2 separate regions of the Mus musculus genome follow, and region 1 is linked to region 2. The links are chromatin loops, found by intact Hi-C in ENCODE. Cell type or tissue: heart. All regions are shown on one strand.

Region 1 (8,000 bases), 51 kb after region 2:
GATCATAATTTGATCCCAGGACCCATTCAGGATGGATCACCACTGTCTGTATCTCTGGCTCCAGAGGATCTTACATCCTCTTGCAACCTCTGTGGATACCCATATACATGTGGCAATCAAGCACATAGATGCACACTAATACACATGAGGTAAAAGATGCCCTTACAGACATCTAGATATAAAGACTCTTTGCTTTGATCACTGTCTGAGTCTTCATTGTTATCCCCCACAATGCTTTTCCAAGGGAACCCTGTGTCTCCAGCTACACTGGGCTGCCCCTTCTAACTAACCACAGTGGCTTACACCTCTGACTTGATGTCAGAGCATCCTCATGTCCTGGAGCATCTTTATTTACCTGAATCCTAATGTCCCTTCAAAAGCTAAAAAAACAGCAGCCTTGCAAAAATGATTGCTATGACATCAACAGCCTCTTAGCCATTAAAGGAGACAGAACAGGTCTTGAGTCCCGCCTAGTTCAATCTCTTGAGAAATATCACCCTAAAAAAATTGCATTTCTCAGATTTGTCATTATTTCTCCCTGTTAGTTATTTTCTCTTTTTCTCTCAGTGACACAAATATAGGTCAGATCAAACTGGATTAAAAGCAGACAAACACAGGTTTATTAAGCGCTGCTCCAGAGTGGGTTCATCAAAGAACCGAGCTGAGGAAATCGAGTGTCCAGGCTAAGGCGAGGACATTTTACAGACTTCAGATGAGGAGTGGTGACCTCAACCAGGAGCAGGAATTGTGTCCAATTATGTCAAACGCTCAGGCCCTGGGCTGGCACGTGGGTGGGCCAGACATGTCAGAAAGGCAGGTTTTGTCAGCTGCCAAAAATACAAGATGGGGCTTTTGGCACAAGTCCTTGGCTCAAAGTTTTCTCAATGCAGGTGGGGCTTGGGGAAGAGGGCTGTCTGCCGCTTGTGAGGAACAAGCAAGGGTTCCAGCCTCCAGCCGAACACGCCAGACTCAGGACTCCCATGTTTGAACACAACATGTCAGGGACAGCTTGTTCGCAACAATTAGTAGCCATTTTTAAACATTGCCACTTCTTACAGCAATATCAGCAATTAGAGCTAATGAGAGCCGACAAATTTGCTCAAGGGAAACACTGGAAGAGCCAGAAATCTGTAGTGGATTCTGAAAAGATCCAACATAGTCCTGGAAAATTGAGGGTCAACGTGCATGTTCAAGGTTATATTTCTGCTCAGGAGAGGTAGAAGGCCCTGAACTCCAACTGCTAGCCAACACTGGAATTCTGCTTGGGATTCTACTCAAGCAGGAACTAAGAGCTAAGTGACCCATGAACATGAACCTTCAAGATGATGCTTGTCTGTCCACAGGGCCTGGCCGCATGGGCCAAGGGAAAGTATTGGTTCGAGTCATTCAGAAACATCAGACACTGACATAATCAAACAGATAATTTAGTTGACATGCAACAGTAATGCAGAAAGTTACTAAGCAAAAAAGCAATAACATCTACAACAAAATTTGAGTAGCTTTGGAGGAATGTAAGATGGAGGCATGGCATATTATTGTAAATTTCTAAATAACCAAGTAGTTGTTTTATTATAATTATTTTGAAAAGGGTGTCTGACCCAGACTAATCCCAAACTCCTTAAGGAAGGTAAAGAGGGCCTTGAACTTGTGATTGTTTGGTTGCCATCTCCTAAGTGCTAGAACTATAGGCAAGAACTCCATACACAACCAGTTAATGTGTTGTCAGGGATCAAACACAGCCTTGTGTAGGCTAAGCAAGCATGCTGTCTATGGACCTATATTCTCAGCTCCTACATGTCTGGTTTTAAACAACAAAAATAAGAGTGCAGGGCCCAAACAGGTTAAAAAAGCAGAAACTACAAACTTTTCTTGAGAGAACACGGGCAATAAGTTTACTAGAGAAAAGCCTTTTAATTGTAATATTTTAATGTATCTCCAAGAATTCCAAGCAGGAGTATGTCTTGGACCCAAAAAGAAAAAAGCAAGTTAATTGTCTCATGATTTATTATAAATATAGGTATGTGTGGTATAAAAAGGAAGGAAAAAATTTACATTTCTGATCGTTGATAGCTGCATGCTTTCTGAAAGTTGTGCTTTTTCACATCTGTGCTTCCAGAAAGACAAACAGAAACAGGGCACTGACTGGGCATGAGTGTGTTCATAACCGATGGATGCTGTGAGTTTATTCTTCTTCCCATGGCCTTGTGTACATCTCCCCAAAGTCCATGTGAGCCATAGCCCACGGCTACAGGGCAAATCTGTGGTGCTTAATGGATTTCTTTATAATCCTCCACAAAAGCATGTATTGGTGTTCATCAAACTAAAAGCATGCAATCCATCCGATATTGATATTTATATTAAAAGCACCACAATGTAGATGATTAAATGGTACAAATTTCACAGTGAAAAATTTTGCTTTCGGATTCTAATTAGAACCAAAGCAAACCTATGAATTCTCATTAACCCGTGTGGATTATCTCGTACCTTAATAATATTAAGAAAATTCCTTCCTTCCCTGTGTTGTTCCAAAGGATTCAAGAAAAGAAGATAGGAGTACTTGAATTGGACAGTTTTCTCCCTCCTAGGTTGGGGACAGGCCTGTGCCAGACACAAACACAGCTGTGATCGCCTCTGAAGGTCACCACAGAGGCTCACAGGATGCTGTGGGTGAGACTTAGGGGGCGGGATGTGCTGCTGGGTGACCTTAAGTCCCTTCAGTGTGTCCTGCTATCCCGGGCTATTGTTCTGGAAGGGAGCCAGGGGCTCAGGGCACAGAGGATGCAGGTGGTTCTTTCCAGAAAGGGTCCTTGCCCTGATGCTGGGACCTTGGGTCATAAGAACTGCTACTGGTTTAGGTGAGTTCAGCTGGCAGTGGGGCTTTCTGGCTTGCTCTTTGTTTCTGTTCAACTGCGCCCTTAGAATAGATGCACGTGTGCCAAAGCAAAACCCACACCAGCTAACTGAGCTGATTCAAGTTTGCCAGAGTCACCAACATGCCTCAGCTGAAGTTCATCCCAGGTTCCACCCATGCGACAGGGGAGGTGGCTACCAATGTTATCTCTCAAGCCACGGCTCTGTCCCTATCCTGGTAGCCTTGACCTCTCTACCTGATACGTGAAGAACCTGGCCAGAGAGTGAGGTCTCCCAGGGCAGTGGAGGTAGCTGAGTTAGTGAGGAGTTACTGCAAGCATGGGGACCTAATTTTGGATGCCAGCTCCCATGAAAAAGCTGAGCTGGTCGTTAAGTCTATAACTCTAGGACCGGGGCATCAGAGACAAACAGGCAGATCCCTGTAGGTTGGTGTGTATTCTAGTATTCTAAAGAAGAATTTGGATCAGAAAATAAAAGAGAGGGAGAAGATATCAGATGTCTGCCTCTGGCCGCTATGCACAGGAACAGATATGTTCATATTCACCTACAGGTATCCACACATACTACATATACACAAACATATAGTCACATGTACATAACACTAAACACACACACACACTAAAAAACCAAAAGACTATAACCCTCTTTCCTAGAGGTGACTCTGGAAGAGGGTACCACTCCCATTCCGCTGGAGACAAAAGCTACAGCCTGCTCACAGGAGGGGCCTGGAGCTGGACCCGAAGCTCCATGGAATCTGACCTCTCAGTCCCCTCACCCCACCCAGGATACAAATAAATTAGGAAGAAAGTATTTTCTCCTAGAGTTTGTTAGCTTCCTGCACCTCCAGACTTCCAGCCTGTATGTTGTTCTCCACTCAAGACCGTTTTCATATAAATAAGGGATTCATTGTGACTCCTTTAGCCAGAGTTAAAATTCCATTTAAAAATAAATTGAGTTCCTGAAATATATGTATTGGCAGCTGTGGCTGCCCAGAGCCTGATCGCATTTTGCATTTAACAAGGTGGTGTTTGCCTTGACAGGCTCTGTTCTTCTTCATACATAAATCAGCAGGGGGATGTTGGAAGAACCCAAATCTCTCATCGGTCCCCTCCCTCCAAGTACGCATCCTGAAGCAGGCGAAGAAGTGACTTTTGAGCCGGTGTCATTTCGCAGGACAGTGTTATTTACAGAGTTGGACTGTGGCAGTGCCAGCTGTAAATCCAGACAGGAAATGACAAGAGGAAGAGCCAGGAATTGACTTCTGACAGGAAGCATCCAAGTGACAGGATATTTTAAAAATGTGTGTGTGCGCGCGCGCGCGTGTGTGTGTGTGTGTGTGTGTGTGTGTGTGTGTGTGTGTGTGTGTACATGCATATGCATGTTTGGGTAGTGCAAATATGAGTGCCATGTGAGTGTGTGCCTATGTTTGAGTGCTATGCATTCATGTGAATGGGCATGTATAGCCAAACACACTCATATGTATCTGTCTACATATATGCCTGTGTATATAGGTATGAAGTAGGGTGTTTACTGTAAGCTGTGCTCCTGTTCCCAGAAATAACAATTCTGAGGCTTTATTATATTTAAGAACACCTTGGCCATAGGTTTGGGCTCATTCTCCAACTAGATCATAACTTGGTATCTCGTTTATTCTAATCTAAGCTCTGCCACGTGGCTGGTTACCTCTGCTCAATTTCCATGCTCTGTCCTCTTTCATGTCCTGGGGTGAATCTCCTGACTATTTCCCCCAGAATTCCTCTCCCTCTCCCTCCTTCCCCCTCTCTGTCCCCCATCTCCCTCACCCCTTTATCTCTCTCCCTCCCCCTCCTTCCTCTCCCTCTTCCCCCCCCCCTTCTCACTTTCTTCGGTGTCTCACCTTCTAATCCTGCCTCAGGATTAATTAGCCTAGCCTTTTGATTGTCATGAGACTGCTTCCACACACTGCACAAGAGATTCCCTCCACATAAGCGTGCATGTGTGTTGTAAGATTAGTATGCATTTTTATTTGGTTTACTTTTTCATATCTACTTTCCATAAGCTCCTAGGGGTGCTACCACCATCTCAGCTTGAACACATTATGCTTCTCTCTGTGGCTGGGACTGCAGCTGACCAGGTCTTTGCCTTTGGCCCTTGTCTTTTGCTGATCATTTTGTTTCACGTATCTCATGAAAGGGAGCTTGTGTCTGCAATTCTAACCATCTCGATCTGCCCCCTAACTCTCTTGGAACACTTTGGCCCTTGTTTAAAATGCCCATGATGCTAGGAAGCACCGTTGTCACTTCTTATTTTACAGTGGTAACACTTGTGGAGGGGCCCATTCATTTGACATCTACACGGTTACTTTTCATGCAGATGTCCCTGTATGTGGCCAGAGAGCATGCTCTGGTTCATAAAGGTTTTCAGGAATGTGGGTCAGGGGTCTTCCCTCTTTCCCTTTGTGTCAGCCATTGAGACTGACATTAGCTTTGCAGGAGAGAACATGGCAGCTGCAGTGAACATGTGCAGGACGGCTAGGAGCAGCCAGCTGAAGATGAACCACCGGAGTGAGGTGAAGGGGCAGTAGAAGGCCAGGAATGAGCTCTGGTGGGAAGGAGATGGGGGAAAGAACTAGAGAGGTGTGTTGCTCCTCTCCCACCCGAGCACCACCCGTGAGGACTAGCATTTGACTCTGGAAAGGAGGGATGCTCTAGGCACCACCCAGTTCCCTCCCTCACCTCTGGGAGGAAGGGTTCTTAACAGAGCACCGTGGTCCAGGGAGAAGAGTTAACTTCCAGTTCTAGTGTGTGGAGTTTATCAAATGGGTGAGTAGAGGCACCTATTACAAAGTTACAAAGGGTGTTACTGTTAGTTTTTTTGTTTTGTTTTGTTTTGTTTTGTTTTTTAAGAGATAAATTGTTGCAGGATATGTGATCACACTCTGAACCCTGAGATTGCTTTATTTACTGGGAAAAAAATCCTGCTTCCAGTTGTGGTGTGGCTCAGCCCTGGCATACACCTTTAATCTGAGAACTTTCTATTTATTGTAAACAGGATTATGTAAAGTCAACTATAGGTAGACAAGCGGAGCAAGCAACCAGCTGATAGCGAGTGAACACGGGAAAATACCATAGAAGTCAGGAGGATGGATAGAGAGACACACAGGCGGTGGTGGCGCATGCCTTTAATCCCAGCACTTGGGAGGCAGAGGCAGGCGGATTTCTGAGTTCGAGGCCAGCCTGGTCTACAAAGTGAGTTCCAGGACAGCCAGAACTATACAGAGAAACCCTGTCTCAAAAACAAAAAGAGAGAGAGAGAGAGAGAGAGAGAGAGAGAGAGAGAGAGAGAGAGAGAGAGAGAGAGAGAGAGAGAGAGAACAGGGCATTTAGTTTGATAGTGTTTTGAGCAGTGTGGAGGAGCTTCCTTTGGGGATATGGGCTGAGGAAGAAGGTCAGCTGGGTGTTTTTTCTGTCTCTCTGAGTTAGCAGGCTCCCCCCCCCACCCCCCCGCGCCCCAGCATCTGGCTCCAGAGTCTTTATCAGTAAACTTGAACATTTGAGATTTGGTTAAAAACAACAATAAATGATGTATAATTTTTTTTTTCTAGAGAGTGAAGTGACTCCTGATGTGGATTTGGTTCATTGCTTACATTATGTTAATTGGGTTCTCAAATTACACAGGAATTCGCACATCTGCATGTAAAGATGCTGCAGGTTGCTGCCCCTAGTTGACTCTATCTGGTAAATAAAGTTATCAGCAGCCAATGGCCAGGCAGAGAGACAGACGTGGGACTTTAGATTCCCAGGCAAGGGAACCCAGGGAAGAAGGAGGATTTAGAATCACCATGCTGGGGAAGCAAAAAGATTAGGCCGGAGAGTTGGAGAAGCAAGAGCGGACAGCCATGCAGGAGCCGGGGAAGAGAGATCCCAAGGGGTCCCCTGTGGGTCTATGGGAGCAAAGATGGAATTTAGATTTTTAGTAAGTAGTAATTCAGGAGTATTGGAGGGGAGGGATGTGCAACTTGGAAATTTGGAAGTAGCCCAACGATTGAACAGCTTAGGGCATGTGAAAAGTAATGCTGTGTGTGTGTGTGTGTGTGTGTGTGTTTCATTGGAATATCCAGAGCATTTTGGCGAGTGGTGAGGAAAGCATACCATGATTCGAGCTGAGTTAACAATTAATGCAATGACTCACAGCCTTATTTTCTGCAACTGGTTGCTTGATTTCAAACAGGGGAATCACCAATCTATTCATACTTGTCATTATTTAGTGGCTCAGACAACCCCAGCAATAATGAATGGTGAGTGTGCTCAGAGGGGCCATTCTGACATTCTGAGGCTAAGAAGGGTGGAGAGCAGGGCTGGATGCTGCCCAGTGGCTGCTGTTTGCCTGGCTCCCATGACAAAGCCACACCAAGAGCTTCGGGTTGCTTCAGAAGTCCCAGGACACCTTTATTGATCCTATTCCAACTTCCTTCGAAAGGAAGGTTTTGGTCCTCCCCCTACTTCCACCCCCACCCCCACCCCCAGAATGTTTTATATTGTCTGAGGTGGTTTTTGTTATTATTTTCTAGTGCTTGGGATCCACTCCAAGGTCTACGAGTTGCTGGGCAAGTGCTGAGCCACTGAGCTGCAATCCCAGGCCTGTGAGAGTTCATGTGTTAAATTGACTGGGTTAAGGGATGCACAGGTAGCCGGTAAAGCATTGCTAGGTACCTCTGCGAGAGTATTTCTGAAAACGCCATTTCTGAATCAATGGGTTGATAAATATCTGTTCTCACCAATGTGAGTGCAACCTTCGAGTGTATAGAAGGTTCAGCTAGAATGAGAGGAACAAAGACAGTTTATTCTCCCTCTTCCTGAGTCCGCTCATTGTGTTTTGTGTTTGGAGTCCAGGCTATTGGATGCCAAGTCTCTGGTCTCTGGGACTCACACCAGAAGCCACCTCATCTCTCTGCTACTTCCTACATCCCACCCTCATCCCAGCGGCCAGGGCTGACAACTGAACTCCTTTCCAAAGTCTTCCCTGGTTCTTTCTATCTTGCAAGATCATGAGACTCTTCAGCCTTTATAATCACACAAGGCAATTTCCACATTAAATCTCATATATTATCTCCCACTGGATCATTTTCTTAGGAGAAGAACCCTAACTAG
Region 2 (8,000 bases):
GTTGGTGGAGGCCATGATCCTTTCTCACCCAGCTGGCTCCCATCACCAGTGCGCATGAAGGGTAAGCACATATGCACCTGGTTTCTGCTGAGCAAACACCCCCACCCCTGACAAAGAAGAAAGACCACTTGAGCCTTCCTAGAAGGCATCTGAGCCCCAGCTCCCCAAAAGGTGTGAAATTTATACCTAAGAATGTTCAAAAATATATTTCACTTAAATGACTTGAATTACTTCACATAAGAGGAGATACACAGTGGTGGCTTCACTTCCGGATGTCTAAGGGGCACAGTGGCCACAGCATGAAGGGACCTTGGTGGGAAACCCCAGGTGTCTGCCTGTTATTGTCACCCAAGGACCCAGTATGAGCCATCAGGAGACAGCATCCATCTCTCAGCCCCCGTGCCTCTCTGGTCTCACCAGCTCCTGCTCTGACTCCCCACAACCGCCGAATTTGATGCTGTCTTCATCTCTGGTCTGTCCTTTTTTAACCATTTGCTGGTTTGATTTGTCTTTTCCTCTCTCCTGTGTCTGAGGACGCAGGCAGGCTCTGTTAGCCCCTTTCCCTTCTTAGTAGGAGTCAGAGGAACCAGGCCTAGGGAGTGTCCTTTAGCCACTTCCTTTTGATCAGGGAGAAAAGGTGTGGTTTGACTCCCCACTTTTGGTCTCCAAGCCCTTGCTGCCAAATCTGCCTAGACACTTACGTTGTTCAATGTGTTTTTCTCTCTCCAGCATCAGCAGGCTGCTCGTGTGCCTGACTAACTGATTTTTTCCATACTTGGATAGTGATAGTGATGGGGTCCCACCATAAATGGATTCTGTCCTTCTTTTCTCCATATACCATTTGTTCTTTGCTCCTCAGTGTTTCAGAAATCCCTGTAAACACACACAGACACACAGACACACAGACACACACACACACACACACACACACACAAATAACTCCACACTTCTTGTAATTTTTGACATTTTCCAAACAGCAATTGCTTCATACACCATTTAGCTAGGTTCTACCCTAATGGGGGCAGGATCACATCATAACCGGTTTTAGTAACTCAACAAAACATTTGAGTTCAAGCCCCGCCGTTTACCAAGACCCTAATGCATTGTTCCAAACAATGAAATAGCATTCCTATCAGACAAGGCCATCTTTTTCCTGCCAGGGTCCAGTGGACCCTACTTCAGGAGGAGACACATATAAACCGGAAGCCCCGCCTCTTCCTCTTCCTCCACCTGGTCCATTTGCCAGGACACCTCCGGAAAAGCTGCTCTCCCCTCGGCTGCACTCAGCACAGACCTGCCTGGTAACTTAAGGGCTGGCCTCTGCTCACTCAGAGCCTGTCCCCAGCTCCCCTGGGCTGTTTATCTCATTCCTCTTCCTGAGACACAACAGAGTCAGTCCAGGCTCAAAACACTATCAGAACAGGACTTTTTTCCCCTGCAGATACGCATAGGAACAACTTTGGGATATAAAGACTTAAAACAATGAACATTGTTTGAGATAGAATAGGGCTAAGTCCTGTACAAACAGCTGGATGAAATATATCTCTATCTGCCACTGTCTCTGATTTAAACAATACATAAGATGTTTGTGTAAAACTTGGCATAGCTAGACATGCCTGTCATGAATTGGACCCAGCCCCTCCTGGCAGCAGCTGGGAGAAAGTGACATCTTTCCCTAAGGCTCACTTCTTGCTCTTCTGCATGCACTCCCTCCCAGGACAGCATCAGATGGGTTTTCTGACATCTGCTACTGCATCCTGCTCATGTAGCCTGGCAACAGTGACCAGGTACCCTTGCTGGAACACGCTGCTTCTCCCCAGGCAGGAGACACTGGGTCCACTTGCTCAGTTTTTCCTCATCTGTGCCTCAGGAACAGCCTACCTAGAGTAAGTCCTTAGTGTGACCTTCCCATGTCAGCTCTTGGGTGGCTGAGAGTCCATGAGAAAGCTGCAGATGAGACACAGTGGGCCTCAGGACAGTGACCTTGGCAGGGCATGGTCTTGGTTGAGGGGCTAAGTCTGGAGTTAGGGAGATATGGGTCTCTGAGGGCCCCAGCACATTCAGGCATCCTCTAATTTCGTCTTCTCTGTACTTAAAGCTCTTGTTTTTCTTTAATGTTTCCTTGCCTCTTGCAGAGAAAAGGAAAAACTAGACCAGGTCACATGTAAGCATGTGTTCACCTGTGGTCCACCTCTCTATCTGGGGTGTGCTTCTCTAGAGAAGGATTCTTGATTGCATTTGTGTGTATACAGGCACGCACATACATGCACACACATGCACATGCACAAAAAGGCACACACATACATGCCCACAATACACACACACATATATCCACAACACATACGCACACAAACACATACACACACATATACGCATGCATACTCGACTGCACAGATGTACACTTCCATGTCCACATGCACACAAACACACCCATGCATTTATACACACAAACATACACATGTCCTCCCACATGCATGCACACATGCACACACCCACACACACATATACACAGGAACAGACACACACCCCAGGGAATCTGTACCTCAAGACGTGCCGGAAAGTCACCATGAGGCAAAATGAGATAGACCCACGGGAGAAAGGGCCTGGAGGCTTTCTGAGGTTTTTGTTCCCCTTATTGCCAGTAGAGATTTCACGTCTACATCTTCTCCAGTGTCAATATGTGGGGAGTTTTGACAAGCATACCACAGAAGCCTCATACTAGAACATGAAAGGTTTGCTAACTTCCTTGGATATTGCAGACAGAGAACCATTTTAGGAAGGTCAGCTGTGGCCAGTGCGAACAGGTGTAGTATGTAGTAAGTAAAGTGACAGATGACCCAAGCCGTGGGTGTCATCAAAAGCCAAGCAGTCCACTGTGTCCGCTGGCCATTCACTTTCCTGTCTGCATGTCATGGTGATTGGATTGAGCTGAGGGGCAAGCCTTGTACGGAGTGTCAGTTGACTTCTTGATAGGATCTGGGTTGGCTCTACACAAGTGGTTGTGTGGTAGAAGTATTCATAGTCTGTGCAGCCAATACCCTGTAAAGCATTGTGCTGCTAATTATAAACACTGGCCCTCCAAATCCCAGCTTCCTCCCATTCTTCCTACATCCTCCAGATGGCCAAAGTTTGGACCTGTTCTCCCACGGGCCCCTGCATCGATAGCTGGGGCCTGCTAAGTCAGTGTCCAGGGCTCAGGTTGGAGGGTGGACTATGAGGTTGAGATTCTCTGAAGAAGTGTCTGTGCCTCCTTGCAGAAGCCATGAGCAGCCACTAGCTCCTGCAGGAGGAGGCAGGGCCTTTTGAGCTCCTCTTCCATCCACACTGGAGTTGTCCAGTGCTTGATCTCCTGCAGGTCTTGTGCAGGTCTGACAGTGGCAGAAAGACAATAGACATGGTGTCACAGTGTGTTAGAAGCCCTCTGCCCTCCCCGACTAAGGGATGTTGTGCAGGCCCCCTAATCTCTGAGCATCAGCAATTACTTCCTGTGAAACGAGATCCAGATCAGCCATTTCCAGCATTCCTATTGGAAGACATCACCAGACAGCTTTGCTTGTCACCTCCCAACTCAGGCAAGACTAGCATCTTCAGAGCAGTGTGCGGAGTCTACCCCCAAAGGGGCTCACACTGCCAAGCTAGGTACGGATAACACTGAGAGCGGAGAGCTCCATCTGACCACAGGGCAAACACAGAGACCCCCACCATGTCCACCTCAGAGAAGGATTTGTGTAAAGTTGTCTCTTCCCCTCTTGGCAGCTCCTGCTTGTGCACAGCCTCCTGGCTGCTTCACTCCAGTTTGACACAGGTAGACTCCGGGAGGGACATTTGCCCCCGGGGGCAAGGGATATTTGCCCTAGCCCCTCCCTGACACCATAGGGCCTTGTAGAGTCTAAAGCACACTTTGTTCTGCCCTCTCTGGCTTCATTTTACTGTAGATCCAGCTAAAGATAATTTTATGCACCATTTCTTTATATGCTGTTTCTCATGGGCCTGGAACATGACTATGATGTTGCATGAAGTCAGGTGAAATCAGGAATGTGTTGGATATTAAACAATTCCTTCTTAAGAGTATCCTTCTCTAGAGTGCAGGGTCTCCCTCCTTCAGCCACTCTAACAACCCCACACTGGCTAGTGAGCGAGCGAGGCAGCTCCTCCTGCTTCCACTCCCCCCACCCCGAGCTGTGAGACTCAGCCCTGGAGGCATCTACTCCTCCAGTGTGTGAAAGAGCAGACAGGCATTGCTAACACACACACACACACACACACACACACACACACACACACACACACAGAGATACACACACACACACACACACACACACACACACACACACACTTTCCCATCTTAGGCTCTTAGGCTTCCGGGGCAGGGCCCACTGCCAACGCACAGCCTCTCAGAGGCCGCTAACATCCATAACAGCTTCAAGACAACTGTCTTAATGCTCGCACCAAAATCATCCTTTATGCCCCATAAAACAAATGGCTCCAAAACCATCTTTCAGCAGCTTTATTTTCTGTTTACTAAATTACTTATTTTACAATAAACCTGATGAGAGCTATGCCTCATTATGCTCCAGTCCTACCCTAGCAGAAATGAAATAATTGTAGACTCAAGCACCTCTGGGTTGCTTGCAGGTCTCATTCATCTTCCGATCCTCTCCCTCTCTTTCAGCTTCACGATGGATATAGGCACCGTTGTCCTGCCATGAGTGGGGTCTCCGCCAACCCCATGGGTTTATACCCTGAAGGGTGTTTGGGAAGGAATTTTGTTGGAATTGGTAGCAACCATCCCACAGCGCAAAAGTGCCCGCCACATGGCACATGCCTTTAATCCCAGCACTTGGGAGGCAGAGGCAGGCAGATTTCTGAGTTCAAGGCCAGCCTGGTTTACAGAGTGAGTTCCAGGACAGCCAGGGTTACACAGAGAAACCCTGTCGCGAAAAACCAAAAAAAAAAAAAAAAAAAAAAAAGAAAGAAAGAAAGAAAGAAAGAAAAAAAGTCAAGCTTCAGCTAGAACAGAATGCTATACAATGTGAGCGTCTAATGGAGACACATGTGGCTGATATTCAACATATATTGGGTTTCAATTTTAAAACCCAGGTCAATGCTTTAAAATTTTGTCCACAGGCCCAGTGATTGCCAGGAACTACATAGTGCAAGGAAAAAAGTAACTTGGGGAAATTGCCACGGCACACATGGGCATACATACACACCATAGATAGATAGTTAGACCGTTAGATAGGTAGGTAGGTAGATAGATAGATAGATAGATAGATAGATAGATAGATAGATATCTGTAATAAAAAAAATGTCCATGAAAGTATATCTCCCACCCCAAAGGCACTGAAGGCACATCTGAAACAGCCATGGGTTTTAAAGTTATCGTTCAAAATGTATTACCATCACTAATCATTACCCTGCCCAGCCATAGCACAAAAGAGGAAAAGAAGGTTCTGGGCTGAGGATGTAGCTCAGACAGACCTCGCCTAGCATGCACGATCCCCAGGTTCTGTTCAAGCAAAATCTTAGCTTTCATCTCAAGAGAATAGGGGACAGTTGACTGTGGGGTGACCATAGCCTGGGAACTCAGTTTCAGGTGACCCCAGGGAGCATGTTCCAATGTGTAAGGGTTTAATTAAGTTTTTACAGTAGCAGAACAAATAAAGTGGAAACCAAGGTGTCTTTAAAATATATTGGTGGGAACATCTGGTCGACACGGACAAGTCATGCCACTATCCTGATGTCTGTGTCTCAGGTGTCCATGGGCTTTGTGCATAGCCTTTGGGCTGGTAGCAGCTAAGGACTCTATCTGTATAACCCACAATTGATTTTACCTGATACCATGAGCATGTTAAGTCATCTACAGATGTCGGCCCACAAATGGCTATTGAGGAAGCCGATAACTGTCCCAGATAATTTACCTACAGACCTACTGCATGCCAGCTCTCCACCACCACAGAGCTTCTGTCAGTCAGACAGCCCTGCAGAGTCTGACACAGGTGCAGCTTTTGTGGCTGTGTGAACCTCATTCTGATCCCCAGAACCACATAAACCAGTGTGGTGAAAGGTTAAGAGGCGGGGAAGGGCAGATCTTCAAAGCCATCTTGGTCGCACGGGTGAGTTCAAAGCAGCCTGGACTACAGGAAGTCTGTCTAACTTTTTAAAAACAATTCATAACCTATTAATACAGCTTAAATGCCTGCTTTTGTTTTTATGTTTCATTTTCCATGAGCTGTGAGCCTAGCCCTTAATAGCTGAGCAAATCTATTCAGTCCATCCATTTCTATTTTGGAACACATTGGACATCTTATAAAATAATTGATAGTCAAAAACCCTTTATCAACTAACAACATTTCTATTTTCTTTAAACTTCTTTACCAATAGAATGCTTTATTTTTATTTATAGGTATTTACTGAAGATAGGTATTTTCTTCATTTAATATATCCTTCCTAAATTTTTTTAAATGGCGTGTGTTGGTGAGGGGCTAGAGGAGGTGTGGGGTGAGGGGCCTAGGTTCGCTGCTGTTTCCGGTTCAGAGCCAAGGATAAGAGCACTCTCTAAGATGAGTCATTATCATTATGGCCCTCAACACAGACTAAGCAAGTAGAGGGTCTCCTCAAAACCAGAGCAAGATGGAAAGATGGAAACCGAATTTGAACCTGGCTATAATGGGCCCCAAGTCACAGTGGCTTCCTTGATATCTATATCTACCTCGTCGAGTTTGATCTCCTCTGGTTCAGGAGAGGTCAGATTTTCAGAATACAGATTCTAGATGCCAGGGTTTCAGCCTCTGTTGGTGACCACAGTCTCCTCATTTGACATGGCTCATAGTACCCTCTCTGCACCCTGGGATTAGAGCCTTGACATCCTTGCAGGGAGTATCATTTAGGGTACAAGGGCTTATAGTATATGGATGGAGTGGTCTTCGAGGACAGCAGCCATCCGCATTTATCTCTTCAGGATAATTCTGAGACCAGGCTCCGGTCTTACATGCTGCATCAGTGCCTGACCCCTTGCTTTTAGCATTCTTTGAAGATGAGAAGGAAAGAGAGAAAGCAAGGGAGGACATGTATGGAATATGCCATGTGTAGTTGGGAGGAGGATGGTGTCATGGAGCTATAGCCACTACTCAGATCCAAGCACATTCCACGCCTAGTTTTTGTCCAGTGTAGGGCTAGTAAGTTAGACCAAGCTAAGCGTGGGCCAGTCCTCCAGGTCCTTAACATTTAGAGAAACAGTAGTTAAATCTGCAATGATCCAGAGCAACTTCCCAAGTCAATTATGTTCAGAGGAATGAAGTATGATGTTTAGGAAAGGTAATTACCCAGCCCAGCTCTATTAGCTGGGAATGGAAAGTGGGGACTGGGCAGCATTCTCAAATTCAAAGTAACTTAAGATGCAGTGTTTGAATCAGGCGTGTAGCTCATTGGTAGAGTGTTGCCTAACATGTGTATGTATCCCAGAGGCAAAGAGACACAACATACCACATAGACATGAACACACACACACACACACACACACACACACACACACACACACACACACACAGAGAGAGAGAGAGAGAGAGAGAGAGAGAGAGAGAGAATATTCCAGGTGATGTAGTCTAGCTCTTCATGTTTCTCATTCCTTGCTATTTGAGCCTCTGGCTCCTCTATCGATCATTATAACAGTCGATGAGAGGATAGAAAATCTACACATTGATCAATCAATAGATGTCTATACCATTAGGAACCACACATTCCTTACATACAGACACACAACACATACAGATTTACACAGAGATACATACACATCAACTCACACAGACAGACACATATACTCACACACAAATAGACTCAGACACACACTCACACAGACACATAGACACAGATACACAGACACACACACAGAGAGAAACACACAGACACATATAGACATGCACAGAGACACACACACACATTTATATACATAGACATAAATATAGACTCACACATGCAGATGCATACACATACACACACAC

What was found. Peaks named below come from ENCODE experiments on the same cell type or tissue, not always from the same donor. Only the 100,000 strongest peaks of a DNase experiment are listed, where the experiment ranks them.
Region 1: a loop joins it to region 2, with 5 times the contacts of the local background. A loop is called at or near these places in 7 of 42 quality-filtered maps.

What each region holds. Positions count from the first base shown.
Region 1 is chr17:67,562,336-67,570,335 of GRCm38, forward strand. All of the region lies in intron 2 of Gm36201 (predicted gene, 36201), which reads right to left. Among named protein-coding and RNA genes, the nearest start is that of Gm36201, 63 kb to the right of the region's middle. In heart, no CTCF peak of the experiment used is centred here; DNase peaks (open chromatin) are centred at 2,716, 3,606 and 4,116.
Region 2 is chr17:67,511,613-67,519,612 of GRCm38, forward strand. No RefSeq gene overlaps it. Among named protein-coding and RNA genes, the nearest start is that of Gm36201, 110 kb to the right of the region's middle. In heart, no CTCF peak of the experiment used is centred here; DNase peaks (open chromatin) are centred at 609, 1,239, 3,029, 3,459 and 2 weaker places; H3K27ac peaks cover 2,468 bases.